4 separate regions of the Homo sapiens genome follow, and regions 2, 3 and 4 are each linked to region 1. A link is a contact called in ENCODE Hi-C or POLR2A ChIA-PET data. All regions are on one chromosome and are shown on one strand. Each heading gives the region's core, a stretch centred on a gene start or an enhancer-like site at or near the end of the contact. The rest is flanking DNA. Distances are from core to core; before and after follow the strand shown. Region 1 holds the start of ATL3 (atlastin GTPase 3). Region 2 holds the start of GNG3 (G protein subunit gamma 3). Region 3 holds the start of ZBTB3 (zinc finger and BTB domain containing 3). Region 4 holds the start of STIP1 (stress induced phosphoprotein 1).

Region 1 (3,202 bases), core at 187-2,686:
ACACAATGAAAGGTAAAACATAAGTCAGATAGTAGCAGGAAGTCTTTTTTTTTTTTTTTTTTTTTGAGATGGAGTCTTGCTCTTTCTCCCAGGCTGGAGTGCAGTGGTGCCATCTCCACTCAATGCAACCTCTCCTGCCTCAGCCTCCCGAGTAGCTGGGATTACAGGCGCCTGCCACCACGCCTGGTTAATTTTTTGTATTTTTAGAAGAGATGGGGTTTCACCATGTTAGCCTGGCTGGTCTTGAACTCCCGACCTCAGGTGATCCAACCACCTCAGCCTCCCAAAGTGCTGGGATTACAGGCGTGAGCCACCGCGCCTGGCCAAGTGGTATGAAGTCTTTTGGAGAAAAGTAATGCAGGGAAAAGGAGCAGAGAATGCTGGGATGTGCGTGCAAGTTTTTTTTTTTTTTTTTTGATGGAGTTTTGCTCCTGTTGCCTACGCTGGTGTGCAATGGTGCGATCTCGGCTCACTGCAACCTCCGCCTCCTGGGTTCAAGCGATTCTCCTGTTCAGCCTCTGGACTAGCTGGGATTACAAGCGTGCGCCACTACGCCTGGCTAATTTCGTATTTTTAGTAGAGACGGGGATTCTCCATGTTGGTCAGGCTGGTCTCGAACGCCCACGACCTCAGGTGATCCACCCGCCTCGGCCTCCCAAAGTGCTGGGATTACAGGCGTGAGGCACGGCGCCCGGCCTGGACTTCTTACATTAGCTATCAGAGCGGTGATGGTGCGCATCAGCCATGGCCAGGGACAGGAATATAGGGAGATGATAATAAAGGTGGTAATGAAGTCACGGCCACCTGCCCTTATGAAGTCAAAATCATTAAAGACCCAGTGACGTTCATGCCATCCAGGGTTGAGGCCTCTCTTCTGCCCACCTGTGGTCCCAGGCCTAGTTAAACACCAAAGCTGTCTCTCACACTGGTGGTTCCAGGATAAAGCCTCGGCCTGGGGCCTGGTCTGCACGTTAGGCGCCGGCCGCAGCTCGCAGGAGGACCCGAGCCAGCCCGCCCCTTCCCGCACAGCCTGCTGGGAGTTGTAGTTCAGTCGTCGGAGAACCACGCCAAGCCCCGCCCCAGATGAGTGCGCAGTATGAGGACCGCTGGCCGGGACCCAGTGAGCGCGGGACTACAATTCCCAAAGGACGGTAGCACTCAGCGCCCCGCCAACAGGTACCCGGCGGCTCGCTTCGCGCACACGCGGCAGGCGGTGGCGGGATTCTGCCGCGTGCGCTTTCCCGCCCCGCCTCGCCTAGCCTCGTCCTGCGCTCGCCACGCCTCGGGCTGTCCGTTGGGCCACGCAGACCGCGCTGCGCTCGCTCCGTCGCGGCTCCGCGTGCCCCACCTTCTGGCTAGTTTTTTCTAGAGCCCAGGCTCCGCCCGTTTCCCGCTTCCAGGGCCCGGTTCGTTCCCGCCCGCACCCGTCCCTCTCCTCTGCACCCCTGCTGCTTCTGCTTTGAAGGCGGAGGCTCCATGTTGTCCCCTCAGCGAGTGGCAGCAGCTGCCTCAAGAGGAGCAGGTGAGGCGCCGATTTTCCCTGGATCGCCCCGCGGCCACCCCCGCCGCCTTCCCTGCTGTAGTTCTGAAAAGAACCCCCGCCCGCGCCGCCGCCCTTCCTCGTCCCGGGGCTGGGACCGCGCGTCCCTCGCCGGGGTCACTCGGTTTCCGAATTTGTGGTGGGGGGGCCCCTCTTCGGGCCCAGCTGGTCCAGCGAGGGCGGCACCTTCCTTACTTTTCGGCCGGGGGCGGCCGCCGTCAGGGCTCGGGCCCTGGTGCCGCCGGGGGCTCCTCCAGCTCCTCCCCTGGGCTGCAGCTGCCCCTGGGCGGCCCAAGGGCCGGTGGTCCCCGTGGGCGGCGTCCGGAGCTTCGGCCCCGCCGAGCCCCGCCCTGGGCAGAGCCGGGCGCCCCAGGGCGCTGCCCCTCCGTGCCCGGGCACTCAGCGCCCTCTCTGGTCGGAGAATCGGGGCCTGGATGGAGCGGGAAGGTGAATGCTGGTTTATTTGGCCTTTCTGGAAGTGCTGGAAGGCTGCGAAGTGTCTTGGAAGCTTTATTTTTATCCTAACGACCTTGAGGCACTGACCACAAGTATTAGGAAAGTTGGTTTTCAACCCATACTTAACGCTGTAAAGAATTGGTCTAAATTGGTTTTTCGTAAGTTAGTGCTTTTGGCACAGTACGTTGTTCTTTTGCTTTCCCGAAGACATGAAACATAGTGAAAGTATTAAAAACCAAATAAGGAGTCACCGTGTATTCACGGATCTGATTTAGTCTGTCATTTTACTTGGCTTTATTCTAGTGTAATGTGTGTGCTGTTGAAATGACCGTTTCACTTGCGAAATCGAAGAGCAAAAAGGAAAAGAACAGTGAAGAATTTTTAAATGAGTCTCAGTTCTCAAATTCAAATACGAAGCAATGGAACGTTTTGTCAGTCTTAGAATAACGGACCAAAAATGTACGATTTCACATATTGGCTTACTTTTGGAGATTTAAGAAGCATAACCTACGGAGTACTAATCCCTGTCAAGAATTTAGCATTGCAACATAGGTACTGAAATTCAAATTAGTGCTTTTTTTTTTCCATTCCCACAGAGATTAGCTTGTACTCCAGAAATTCCTGTTGCCGCTCTAACACCTGTAAACACTTGGCTGAGAAGGATCTCAGTATTGCAGTAGTCCAGCACATTGTTTTATTATTATTTTTTGAGACGGAGTTTTGCTCTGGTCACCCAGGCTGGAGTGCAATGGCGCGATCTCGGCTGATTGCAACCTCCGCTTCCTGGGTTCAAGCAATTCTTCTGCCTCATCCTCCCGGGTAGCTGGGATTACAGGCGCTCTCCACCATGCGCGGCTATTTTTTTTTGAGACGGAGTTTCGTTTTTGCTACCTAAACTGGAGTACAGTGGCGCAGTCTCGGCTCACTGCACCCTCCGCCTCCTGGGTTCAAATGATTCTCCTGCGTCAGCCTCCCGAGTAGCTGGGATTATAGACATCCGCCACCAGGCCCAGCTAATTTTTTGTATTTTTAGTAGAAACGGGGTTTCACCACGTTGGCCAGGCTGGTCTCGAACTCCTGACCTCAGGTGAACCACCCTCCTCTCCTCGGCCTCCCAAGTACTGGGATTACAGGCGTGAGCCATCGTGCCCGGCCCATTATTGTATTAGCTACAGTTTACTACCTCATTGTAGTAGAATTCATGAA
Region 2 (3,202 bases), core at 703-3,202, 960 kb after region 1:
GGCTGCCATGTTGGTACGGCCATCTTGGAATGGGAGTGGCTGTGGGCGCAGCCATCTTAGGTATAAAATCGGCTCCAGTCGCGGTAACTGAAGCCAAGCTCCGCCCCTACCCTCCTAAGAGTTCCTCTGCTGTACGACTGCACTCCCGCACCCTCCCCTAAATCCCCCCTCTTCGGCCTGTTTACCTTTTAACTTGGCTTCGTTGCACGTTTGTGTGTGTGTGTTTGCTCTTCGCAGCCTCTTGAGCGTCTTTTGTACTTAATTCTTACACTGTGGACGCTCTCTCGCGCCCGCCATCCCCCGACCCCTCTGATCTCCGATCCTTGACGATGTCTAGCCTGCATTGATTGGCCCTTTTCCCTGGGTATGGCAGATCTATTGCTTGATGATCCTCTCCCCCCAAGAATTCTAACACAGGAGCTGTCCTGAGGCTCTGGATGACTTTATTCTTCAAATGGCTTTACCCTCCCAGTAGCTCCAGGTGAGACTGAGAGCAAGAACCTGGCCCATCCCTCTCCATTGTCTGAGCAGGTCACCGAGGGAAGCGGGCAGGACGCGCTGGCAGAGTCTGACGGGGCCCTGCTGTGGGTGGAGCAAAGGGTGCCTCATATCTCTGGGGTGCTTGGGGTCGGCCACAAAGGTGGTAGGAAATGGGGTCGACAGATAGGTGAGGGTGGGCCTTGTGCTTCAGATAACCTCACATGGTCAGGCAAGGGTTAGGGATGGGATGCAAGGAGCCTAAGGGGCTCACAACAATTACTGACCTAAGGAAGGGCCCAGGAGAGGGAAAAGGGAGGAGTTGTGAGAAGGGACAGGGGAGCTCAGAGGAGAGCACAGAAGAACTTCTTCTCCCGGAAGGGGTTCTCCGAAGTGGGCACAGGGGTGATGAGGGGATCCTCACAGGCGTGGGCATCACAGTAAGTCATCAGGTCTGCTGCTGCCTTGGACACCTGGGACACAGCCAGGAAGGGTATTGTTAGCCAGGACCTCTGAAGGGGACTGCAGCCTCCCTCCCCAAATGGGTTCTCTTTTGCCATCTCCAGGGCTCCTTACGACTTGTCTTCTCCCTCATCCCCCCCAGAGGCCTGGGGACAGCTCTCTCTACAGAGCCCCAGACTCCTCCCCTGACCTCAGGGAGTGAAGGAAAGAACGCATCTCTTATCTTGAGCTTTGGGAACCTGCAGCACAGCACAGCCTGGCCAACTAATGGGAGCCAGCCAGGGTCCCACCTACCTTTATCCGACACAAGCTGGCTTCAATCTTAAGCTGTTCCACCATCTTGCGTGCTTGCCCAATACTCATAGTGCTGTTCACCGGGGTCTCACCTTTCATCCTGGAAAAAAGAGGGACCTCTCAGAGCACAGTCTCAGCTGGAGGCCCCCCTCCATGCTCACTCCACACCAACCTTTACAAGGCTGTGGTCATACCCCAATATTTTGTTCCCCTCCTATCCTCCTCCTCCTCCTCCAGTGGACTGTCTCATCCCTGTATTCCTCATGGAAAAAAATAGGGTGGGATGAGGTGCTCCCCAAACTCCCTCATGGCCTGGGCCACAGATCATTAAACCTTACACAAATGATTTAAGGCTTTTCAGCCCTTCAAACCATGTGTGTTCCCAGCTCTGAAGACCTCAACCAACCCTGATGAGGAGGGCACATCACCCCTGTCTGCTCCAGTGAGCCCCAACAGGAGAAAAACAGGCCATTACTTACCTGAAGCCACAAGCGGCAGTAGCAGCCCTGGGTGTAGGGTCAGTGGAGGGTACCAAAACCTTCTGCCTGAAATGGGTGCCCCACCCAGTAGGGAGTTGCAGCTGAAAGTATCTGATGCAGAAGCAGTGACTATACGAAAGGAGGCCCCTGGGGAGGGCCAGGCCAGAGGTCTGGTCTCAGTTTCTGCAGCTCAAGCACTGTCTGGATGGCTGGTACCTGAAGGATGAAGGATGCTAGAAGGAGCTGCTCAGATCCTGGAGCATACCAACTGCCTGGCCAGTGGGGGAGCCTAGCTGCCTGCATCCCTGCGCACACCCCCACTGTCGCTAGTTCACTGCCTGCCCCTCCCCCATTGCAGGCATCCTGACTCTGGGCTAGAGACCTCCCCAACAGAGCTGAGGCCAAGGCCGACTCCCCCTCTCAAATGGCGTGGTCTGGGCCTATGACGGCCCCTGCAGTGGAGTCTGTACTGGCTGCGGGGGACCCTGCTCATTTGAAAATCTGACATCAGCTGGGCAGTCGCCCCCCTCCTCCTTTCCTCCCTCTACTCTGACACAGCACTTAGCACCTGAATCTTCGTTTCTCTCCCAGGGACCCTCCATTTTCCATATCCAGGAAAATGTGATGCGCCACAGGTATCAGCGTCTGGATCGCCACTTCACGTTTTAGCCACAAGTGACTCAGTGGAAGATCCAGAGTCAACAGAGGCTCGTCAGGAAGATGTCTACAGAAAAGGTAGACCAAAAGGAGGAAGCTGGGGAAAAAGAGGTGTGCGGAGACCAGATCAAAGGACCGGACAAAGAGGAGGTAGGGGCCCTTGTGGGGACAGTCAGCAGAAATATACTGGAAATAGGTGGGCTGGCGTGAAGGGGGCGGGGGGATGGATTGGTTTTAAGAATTTCATTCATTTTGAATAGATTACTTCCCACGCCCGCAGCAGTGTGCAAAGATGTACACAACACTGGCCTTGCCTCTGAAGGACTTTATCTGGGGTGATTAGACGTCTACAAAATAGAAGACTGCCAAAAGCTAGTCTAGATAATGTGCTGTGGGGACTCTGAGGGAGAGTGTATCCAGTTAGGGTCAGAGGAGGTCCACAATGCTACCACGCTGGGAACAGGGCACTAATCTGCCTGCGCAACAACGCAAGAGGCCCAGGTTGCCGCAAACTGCAACATGCTCTAGGCGAATGCCCCCGCCTTAGATGCCTACAGGTCCTAGGAGCTGTGGGCGATAAAAATCAGCGCCAGCTGGATGACCGCCTCACTCGGCCGCTTCGCGGGTGAAATGGCCTGTGGTGAAGGTGTGCACGGAGGGCTGTGATTGCAGTCTCAAGGGAGAGCCGAGCGGAGGCTGCAGTCAGCGCATCCCCTGGGGCACATCTTGGGGCCTGCAGGGAGGCAGGCGTCTTTCCCCTTTGGTCACGGTAACCGGAGGGAAACCTGCCGCAGAGAGAGCCAGTGGCGAGCGCAAGGAGACAGCGACCTCGC
Region 3 (3,202 bases), core at 481-2,980, 920 kb after region 1:
CTCCCAAAGTGCTGGGATTACAGGCATGAGCCACTGTGCCCGGCCCATTTCTTAGTTTTAATTCCTATACAGTAAATATTGTATGGCTTGTAAGAATGAACACAGTGTCTTGAAGAGGCATGATCTCAAGCTAAGGCCAACATATCCTGAATGTATGTAGCACAAGTTTGTTGTATAGATGAACTCTCCCTAATTCTGGTTAGGTCTGATCGGAGGGCCTGACTGCAGAATAAAGTAGAGATGCTTAGGGTGGTGGGTGAAGGAGTGAGGATTAGGGCACCGAGTTTACTCCTCTAGTAACACTACCTGGGTCAGACGGGGCAGTTATCAGTGACTCCCAACTTATAGCCTTTTCCTCTGGGTGTGTAGAGACTCTCAAAGATTTCTTCAGTAGACACGGTTTTTGCTTCTTCTCTCCTGTCCTGGGACATTTTATGATCCTGACCCCATTCTTACCCTTCCTACCAGCACCTGCTCAGCACGCTCTGGAAACAAAGAACACTCTATCCTCTCACTGTAAATTGACTGTAGAGTCCAGGCTAGGGACACCACGACATCATCCCTGTAGCTGCTAGTTCTTTCATGCCATCACTGAGCCGGGAGCCCCGGAAACTTAGCTTGGAGGAGTGGAGCAGTAGGGCATCTTAAAATGTTTTTTTGTTTGTTTGTTTTAGATGGAGTTTTGCTCTGTCTCCCAGGCTGGAGTGCAGTGGCGCTATCTTGGCTCACTGCAACCTCTGCCTCCTGGGTTCAAGAGATTCTCCTGCCTCAGCCTCCCTAGAAGCTGGGATTTCAGGCACGCGCCACCATGCCCAGCTGATTTTTGTATTTTTAGTAGAGATGGGGTTTCACTATGTTGGCCAGGCTGCTCTTGAACTCCGGACCTCAAGTGATCTGCCCGTCTCAGCCTCCCAAACTGCTGGGATTAAAGGCGTGAGCCACCGAACCCGGCAAATCTTAGAATTTTTGAGAGGAAGGGACCTTCAAGAGACAAACGCAGTTCAGGGACGTGGGGCTATTGCCCACAGTCACCAGTTGGTTCTCTTTTTTTGGGGGGGTGGGGGGATAGGGTCTTACTCTGTCGCCCAGGCTGGAGTGCAGTGGCACGATCTTGACTCACTGCAACCTCCGCCTCCCGGGTTCAAGTGATTCTCCTGCTTCAGCCTCCCCAGTAGCTGGGATTACAGGCGCGCGCCCCCAAGACCTGCTAATTTTTGTATTTTTAGTAGAGACGGGGTTTCAGCATGTTGGCCAGGCTGGTATCGAACTCCTGACCCCAAGTGATCCGCCCTCCTCGGCCTCCCAGAGTCCTGGGATTACAGGCGTGAAGCACTGCGCCTGGCCTAGTTGGTTCTCTTTTTCCCTGTCAGCCTGTAGCGGGAGTGGCTTGCTGTCAGCTCGGGTCCGACACTGCAGGGTTCCCGACCTCCAGCCTCGCCAGGAGAGCGCCGCGTTCAGCGACTCGGAGCCGGGTACCTCCTGCCTGCTGGATTAGGTAGAAGGAGAAGCTCAGCCAATCCTGAGGGCTCGGAGGCAAGGAAGGCGGGACGAAGAGGAAAAGTTGAGGACAGGAGCGTCACCCAATCCAACGCCTGACTGCAAAAGCGATGGCGGCGAGCACCCAATTGTAGACGGCAGTTAGAGGGAGGATGGTTAGTGGAGAGCGGACCAATCCGTGACAGGGGAGGGCAATCTTAAGCCAATTAAAGCTGAGAAGGTGGGAAGGGGCGGAGCTCGCCCTGTGGCTGCTCGGTGGTGGGTGAGGTATCAGCTTTCTCCGCTAGTTCCCACCCTGGTAGTCCTTAGCCCCTGGAATGCGTGAGGGAGATGCTTAGGGAGTTCTCGAAGTGGGGCGTAGAGGCATCGCCTGGCAAGGCCTGGGAGCGAAAAAGATCTCTACTTCGTGGAGCCGTTGGACGCTACCGGGTGGGCATCAAGGAAGCGGAGGGTGGCTAAGGGGCGGGACTTCCGGGGGCAGGGCTTATCGGACGGGGGTGGGGCCTGTTCTAAGGTTAGGCCGAGGTGGGCGGAGCTAATGGGAGAGCTTTGGGTGTGACCTAGGAGAAAGAAGGGCAGTAACTTAAGCGATTGTTTTGGAGTGGCAAGTGATAGTTAAGGGCTGATAAGGTTGCTGGGGAGGTTACCTGTCTTAACTCACTGCCCTTTTTTCTCAGGGAGCCACTGGTGGGGACCTTTTTTGGGCCCCCTTTCCTTCGTGGGGTACTATGGAGTTCCCAGAACACAGTCAGCAGCTGCTGCAGAGCCTCCGGGAGCAGCGGTCCCAGGGTTTCCTTTGTGACTGCACCGTGATGGTGGGTAGTACCCAGTTCTTGGCCCATCGGGCTGTGCTGGCCTCCTGCAGCCCATTCTTCCAGCTTTTCTACAAGGAGCGGGAATTGGACAAGAGGGATCTGGTGTGTATTCACAATGAAATTGTCACAGCCCCAGCCTTTGGGCTGCTTCTGGACTTTATGTATGCTGGCCAGCTGACCCTGAGAGGGGATACCCCTGTGGAGGATGTGCTGGCAGCTGCCAGCTACTTGCACATGAATGACATCGTCAAGGTGTGTAAGCGGCGGCTTCAAGCCCGGGCCCTGGCAGAGGCAGACAGTACCAAGAAGGAGGAGGAAACCAACTCACAGCTTCCTAGTTTGGAGTTTTTGTCTAGTACTTCCCGTGGCACCCAACCTTCGTTGGCATCTGCTGAGACATCAGGCCACTGGGGCAAAGGGGAATGGAAAGGCTCTGCTGCTCCCTCACCTACTGTCCGTCCTCCAGATGAGCCACCAATGTCTAGTGGGGCTGACACTACACAGCCTGGCATGGAGGTTGACGCACCACATCTGCGGGCACCTCATCCACCAGTGGCTGATGTCTCTCTTGCCAGCCCTAGTAGCTCCACTGAGACCATTCCTACAAACTACTTCTCTTCTGGCATCTCAGCAGTTTCATTGGAGCCACTGCCATCTCTTGATGTGGGTCCTGAGAGTCTGAGGGTGGTGGAACCAAAGGATCCTGGAGGACCACTGCAAGGCTTCTATCCCCCAGCCTCAGCCCCAACGTCAGCCCCAGCCCCTGTCTCAGCTCCAGTTCCATCCCAGGCTCCAGCCCCAGCTGAAGCTGAGCTGGTCCAGGTGAAAGTTGAAGCTATTGTGATCTCTGATGAAGAGACTGATGTGTCAGATGAACAGCCTCAGGGTCC
Region 4 (3,202 bases), core at 273-2,772, 510 kb before region 1:
AACGTCTTATTCCAGAAATCTTTTCCTCACCTATACTACAGCCCATTTAACCCTAGATACAACTGAAATATTATATGGGCACAAAAAAGTTTACTAACTTCATTTCCACTCTTTTTAATACAGCAAGGAAGCTCGAGCTTTGCCTAAAGCAGCAACTGCTACAAGAGACCAAAGGCTCAGCTCTGTAGCTCACACCAAAAAAAGGATGGTAGTCACTAGTCCATCGAGATGTCTTATTTAAGGGGAGAGTGTGGGCGATCTTAGTTTTATGGCCCTGAAGTAAGAACCAGATACCAGGTATAGTTTCAGAATTGTCACCCCCAAGTGTTATGGGCCCGGAGCGAAGACAGTAGTACTCCCGAGCGGGAGGATGATTTCTCGGAGGTTGGTAGAGGTTTCTTGGAGGTTGTTTTGTCCTTTTTCTTCCGATGAATCATTACAGCTCAATGACAGCTTCAAATCGAACAAAACCTCTAGGCCTTTCATAACCGCAAGCTACTGAGGACATAACCAAGTCACTGAAAGGAAGCAGCAACCGCTTCAAACTCGGCCCCTCAAATGCTCAGTAGAGGCCCATAACTTCCAGCGGTTGATCTCTGTAAATTGTCTACAACCACCCCCGGGTCGTCAGAAACCCATCTTTCAGACCCACCTTTCGGAAGTGTTGGTCCTCGGTCACTCGACAATCACACACACAAGCATACAAAAAGAGGGGGAGGGGCCGCAATACATTTGTAAAACACTGTCAGAGATGGAATTCGTCCCAAGGACTTTTGCGGCACCCTTCCCTTTCCCGCATCAGGTAGAGTCGGTCTGTCGCTCCTCAGACCCCCGCTCAACGCTCTCCCACCCTGACCTTCTCAGATGTAGAAGAGTAACATTTGCCCCAACTGCATCCCAGGCTGCTAAGATCCTCGGCTACTCCCAGTGTATCCCCGTCCCCGCTCCCTGGATCCGTCCAAGTTCCTCGTGGCTAAGTCCCGAGCGGTTTCTCCGTCGGCCGTCTGAGATCTCCCGGAGGGCTACCTCGCGGGTGCGGACCCCGGCCCCCGGCCCACCTCCACCCCGCCCCCTGCGGCCCGCACCCTCCCCAACATGGCCCGCAGCCGCCCCCTCGGGACGCCTTCAGGGCCCGGTCGCGACCCCTCTTCCCGCCGCCGGCCGGACTCACCCAAGCTGTGGCCTCCGCCGGGCCCTCCTCGCCCAACCAGGGGGCGATGGGCGCTCCCCGCGGCCGGCCTCGCTAAAGATCCCGCTCCCGCCCGCCGCCCGCGGCCCTCACCTCCCCGCCGCCGCCCCGTCCGGCCCCAGCGCCGAGCTCCGGTCTCCTGGATCCGGCGCCCGCCCCGCCCCCCTACCGCGGCCTGGCCACCGCCGGTCCCCGAGCAGGCTCGGGGCCTCAGCCCGCCCCTCCCCCTTCACCTGCTCCATAGCGCAGCGCGGTCCGGAACCCCGTTGAATCGAATCCGTCCGCTCCGCGTTCCCAACCGCACGCGCCGCCTTCTGGAACCTACTAGAAGCTACCGGGACCCCGGCTCCCGCCCCTTCCTCGCCTGCTCACTGGTCGAGTTCTTCTAGGGGGAATGTCTGTGCTGCTCTACTATTGGCTTGAGGTCCAGCCCATCATCTCCACTTCCTTCTCATTGGACAGCGGGGAGTAATTCCCTCAACCCTGCCTCCCCCGCACCTCAGGATTGGGCGCTCCTCTATAAACCCACCCATCTCAGGCTCCACGAATGGAGGGAGGAGCGAACTTCTGCGACACGGATTGGTCTTTTGCACTGCCAATCGTAGCCGCGCTGGCCGCGCCCATTGGTTCTGATCGTTCTGGAAATTTCCACCTCTCCCATTGGGCTGCCGGACTCCATGTCGGAACCGCCTTCAGAATGAGAGCGATTCCAATTGGGCGGAGGGTTGCCAACTCTTTGCGCTGATTGGTTTAAATCGCTGCCCTTCAAAAGGCCGGGTTTCGCCCCGCCCCTGATATATGGGAGTACCGGCTGCAGTCGGGGTCTGTAGCTGTGTCGCCGGCGGCTGCGGGGCCTCTGGGTTGCTTTCCCTCTCGCTCCCGAGTGCCGCGAGTTCCAGGCGGTCCCCGGGATCGCCAGCGGCACAGGGCCCCAGCCCTTCGCCCGCGCATCGGGATGGGGGTCCTAGCCGGTGGGAGCTGCCTGTCCCTCGAGCGCCAGCTACCCGCGTTGTCCAGCGCTCCGGCCTCGGCCCGGCCCTCCTGCCTCCTGGCTGTTAGGTTCTGAATGTTCCGGAAATGCCACGTGACCGCGAGGGCGCTTGGGCTTGGGCTGGACAGGCCGGGGATCTCACCGCGGCGGGCCCGGCTGTCCCGCTTGGGCGTCCTCAGTGGAACCGCACACCCTTTCTCAGCGCGCCGGTCGTTTGGTCCTGTAGGGCCGAGGGGAATTCGTGCGGTGTTGAGCACGCGGGAAGCACTTAACGAAAGGGAGCTGCCCCTCAGCCCTCGTGAGTCCGATGTAAAGGAGTGAAGGAGACGAAGAACTGAATCAGTAGTTGACCGCCTGTGAGCTGGCGAGCTGTGCCCTGGTAGGGCCTTAAATCCCAGCCCCAGAAGTCGGAGGCAGGGCAGGCACCCCAAAGCGTGGAAGAGATGCACCTGCGGAGTGAAAATGCTGCTATTGCTTCTAGGGTCAGCCTTGGTTCCTGGAACAAAGGAGCCGCATGACTCGGGTCTGGCGATGATGTTGGGCTCTGCAGTGTCCTCATCCTTCCCCCTCTCTGGGTAATGATATCTTCCCAGGGTTTAAAGTGTGTCCTCTCTGCCAGTAGCTTGTCTCCACAGCCTCATCTTTAATTCCACCTGCCCCACCCATTTTGGACACTGCAGCCAAGTTGCAGCAGATCCGCAAACCTGGTAATCCCTCACTTGAAAGTGCTGGAGGCTTTAGGATGGGGTTCAGGGCCTGTGCAATCTAACCGCCTGCTTTTTTTTTTTTTTTTTTTTTTTTTTTTTTGAGACGGAGTCGAATCTCACTGTCTCCCAGGCTGGAGTGCAGTGGCGCCATCACAGCTCATTGCAGCCTCAACCTCCTGAGCTCAAGCCATCCTCCCACCTCAGCCTCCCAAGTACCTGGGGTTACAGGCAAGCACCATTACGCCTAGCTAATTTTTCTGGGTTTTTTTTTTTTGTTTTTTTTTTTGTATAGATGGATTTCGCCATGTTGTCCAG

Evidence for each region. Hi-C counts contacts between places; a loop is a spot of excess contacts on that map. ChIA-PET counts read pairs that join two places held with the same protein, here RNA polymerase II (POLR2A). Pooled maps may share reads with other maps.
Region 2: a loop to region 1 is called in a map of naive thymus-derived CD4-positive, alpha-beta T cell, with 13 times the contacts of the local background. The contact joins the promoter of GNG3 here to the promoter of ATL3 in region 1. A Hi-C loop is called at or near these places in 1 of 168 maps with a recorded cell type or tissue (naive thymus-derived CD4-positive, alpha-beta T cell) and 6 of 50 pooled maps. POLR2A ChIA-PET finds 5 or more read pairs at or near these places in 1 of 52 experiments (A549).
Region 3: a loop to region 1 is called in a pooled map, with 8 times the contacts of the local background. The contact joins the promoter of ZBTB3 here to the promoter of ATL3 in region 1. A Hi-C loop is called at or near these places in 1 of 37 single-sample maps with no recorded cell type and 6 of 50 pooled maps. POLR2A ChIA-PET finds 5 or more read pairs at or near these places in 2 of 52 experiments (OCI-LY7 and activated CD4-positive, alpha-beta memory T cell).
Region 4: a loop to region 1 is called in a map of gastrocnemius medialis, with 3 times the contacts of the local background. The contact joins the promoter of STIP1 here to the promoter of ATL3 in region 1. A Hi-C loop is called at or near these places in 5 of 168 maps with a recorded cell type or tissue (CD4-positive, alpha-beta memory T cell, CD8-positive, alpha-beta T cell, gastrocnemius medialis and 1 more), 2 of 37 single-sample maps with no recorded cell type and 15 of 50 pooled maps. POLR2A ChIA-PET finds 5 or more read pairs at or near these places in 4 of 52 experiments (GM10248, HEK293, MCF 10A and 1 more).

What each region holds. Positions count from the first base shown.
Region 1 is chr11:63,669,610-63,672,811 of GRCh38, reverse strand. ATL3 (atlastin GTPase 3) reads left to right here and starts at 1,436. Exons shown (of 13, transcript NM_015459.5): 1 at 1,436-1,522. The coding sequence starts at 1,477. RefSeq lists enhancers at 920-1,029, 1,070-1,569, 1,570-2,071 and silencers at 1,120-1,239, 1,560-1,619, 1,650-1,909.
Region 2 is chr11:62,706,426-62,709,627 of GRCh38, reverse strand. It overlaps GNG3 (G protein subunit gamma 3), which reads right to left and starts at 1,952. Exons shown (of 3, transcript NM_012202.5): 1 at 1,713-1,952; 2 at 1,234-1,333; 3 at 427-950. The coding sequence starts at 1,332. The coding sequence ends at 822. BSCL2 (BSCL2 lipid droplet biogenesis associated, seipin) reads left to right here and starts at 2,204. Exons shown (of 11, transcript NM_001122955.4): 1 at 2,204-2,519. The coding sequence starts at 2,433. HNRNPUL2-BSCL2 (HNRNPUL2-BSCL2 readthrough (NMD candidate)) reads left to right here. Exons shown (of 24, transcript NR_037946.1): 14 at 2,304-2,519. RefSeq lists enhancers at 1-170, 301-1,500, 2,820-3,202 and a silencer at 3,161-3,202.
Region 3 is chr11:62,752,688-62,755,889 of GRCh38, reverse strand. It overlaps ZBTB3 (zinc finger and BTB domain containing 3), which reads left to right and starts at 1,730. Exons shown (of 2, transcript NM_001370809.1): 1 at 1,730-1,926; 2 at 2,175-3,202. The coding sequence starts at 2,226. RefSeq lists enhancers at 442-1,319, 2,200-3,077.
Region 4 is chr11:64,184,491-64,187,692 of GRCh38, reverse strand. It overlaps STIP1 (stress induced phosphoprotein 1), which reads right to left and starts at 1,522. Exons shown (of 14, transcript NM_006819.3): 1 at 1,423-1,522. The coding sequence starts at 1,431. LOC124902686 (a long non-coding RNA gene) reads left to right here and starts at 2,012. Exons shown (of 2, transcript XR_007062712.1): 1 at 2,012-3,202. RefSeq lists silencers at 1,310-1,369, 2,070-2,209 and enhancers at 2,330-2,399, 3,023-3,202.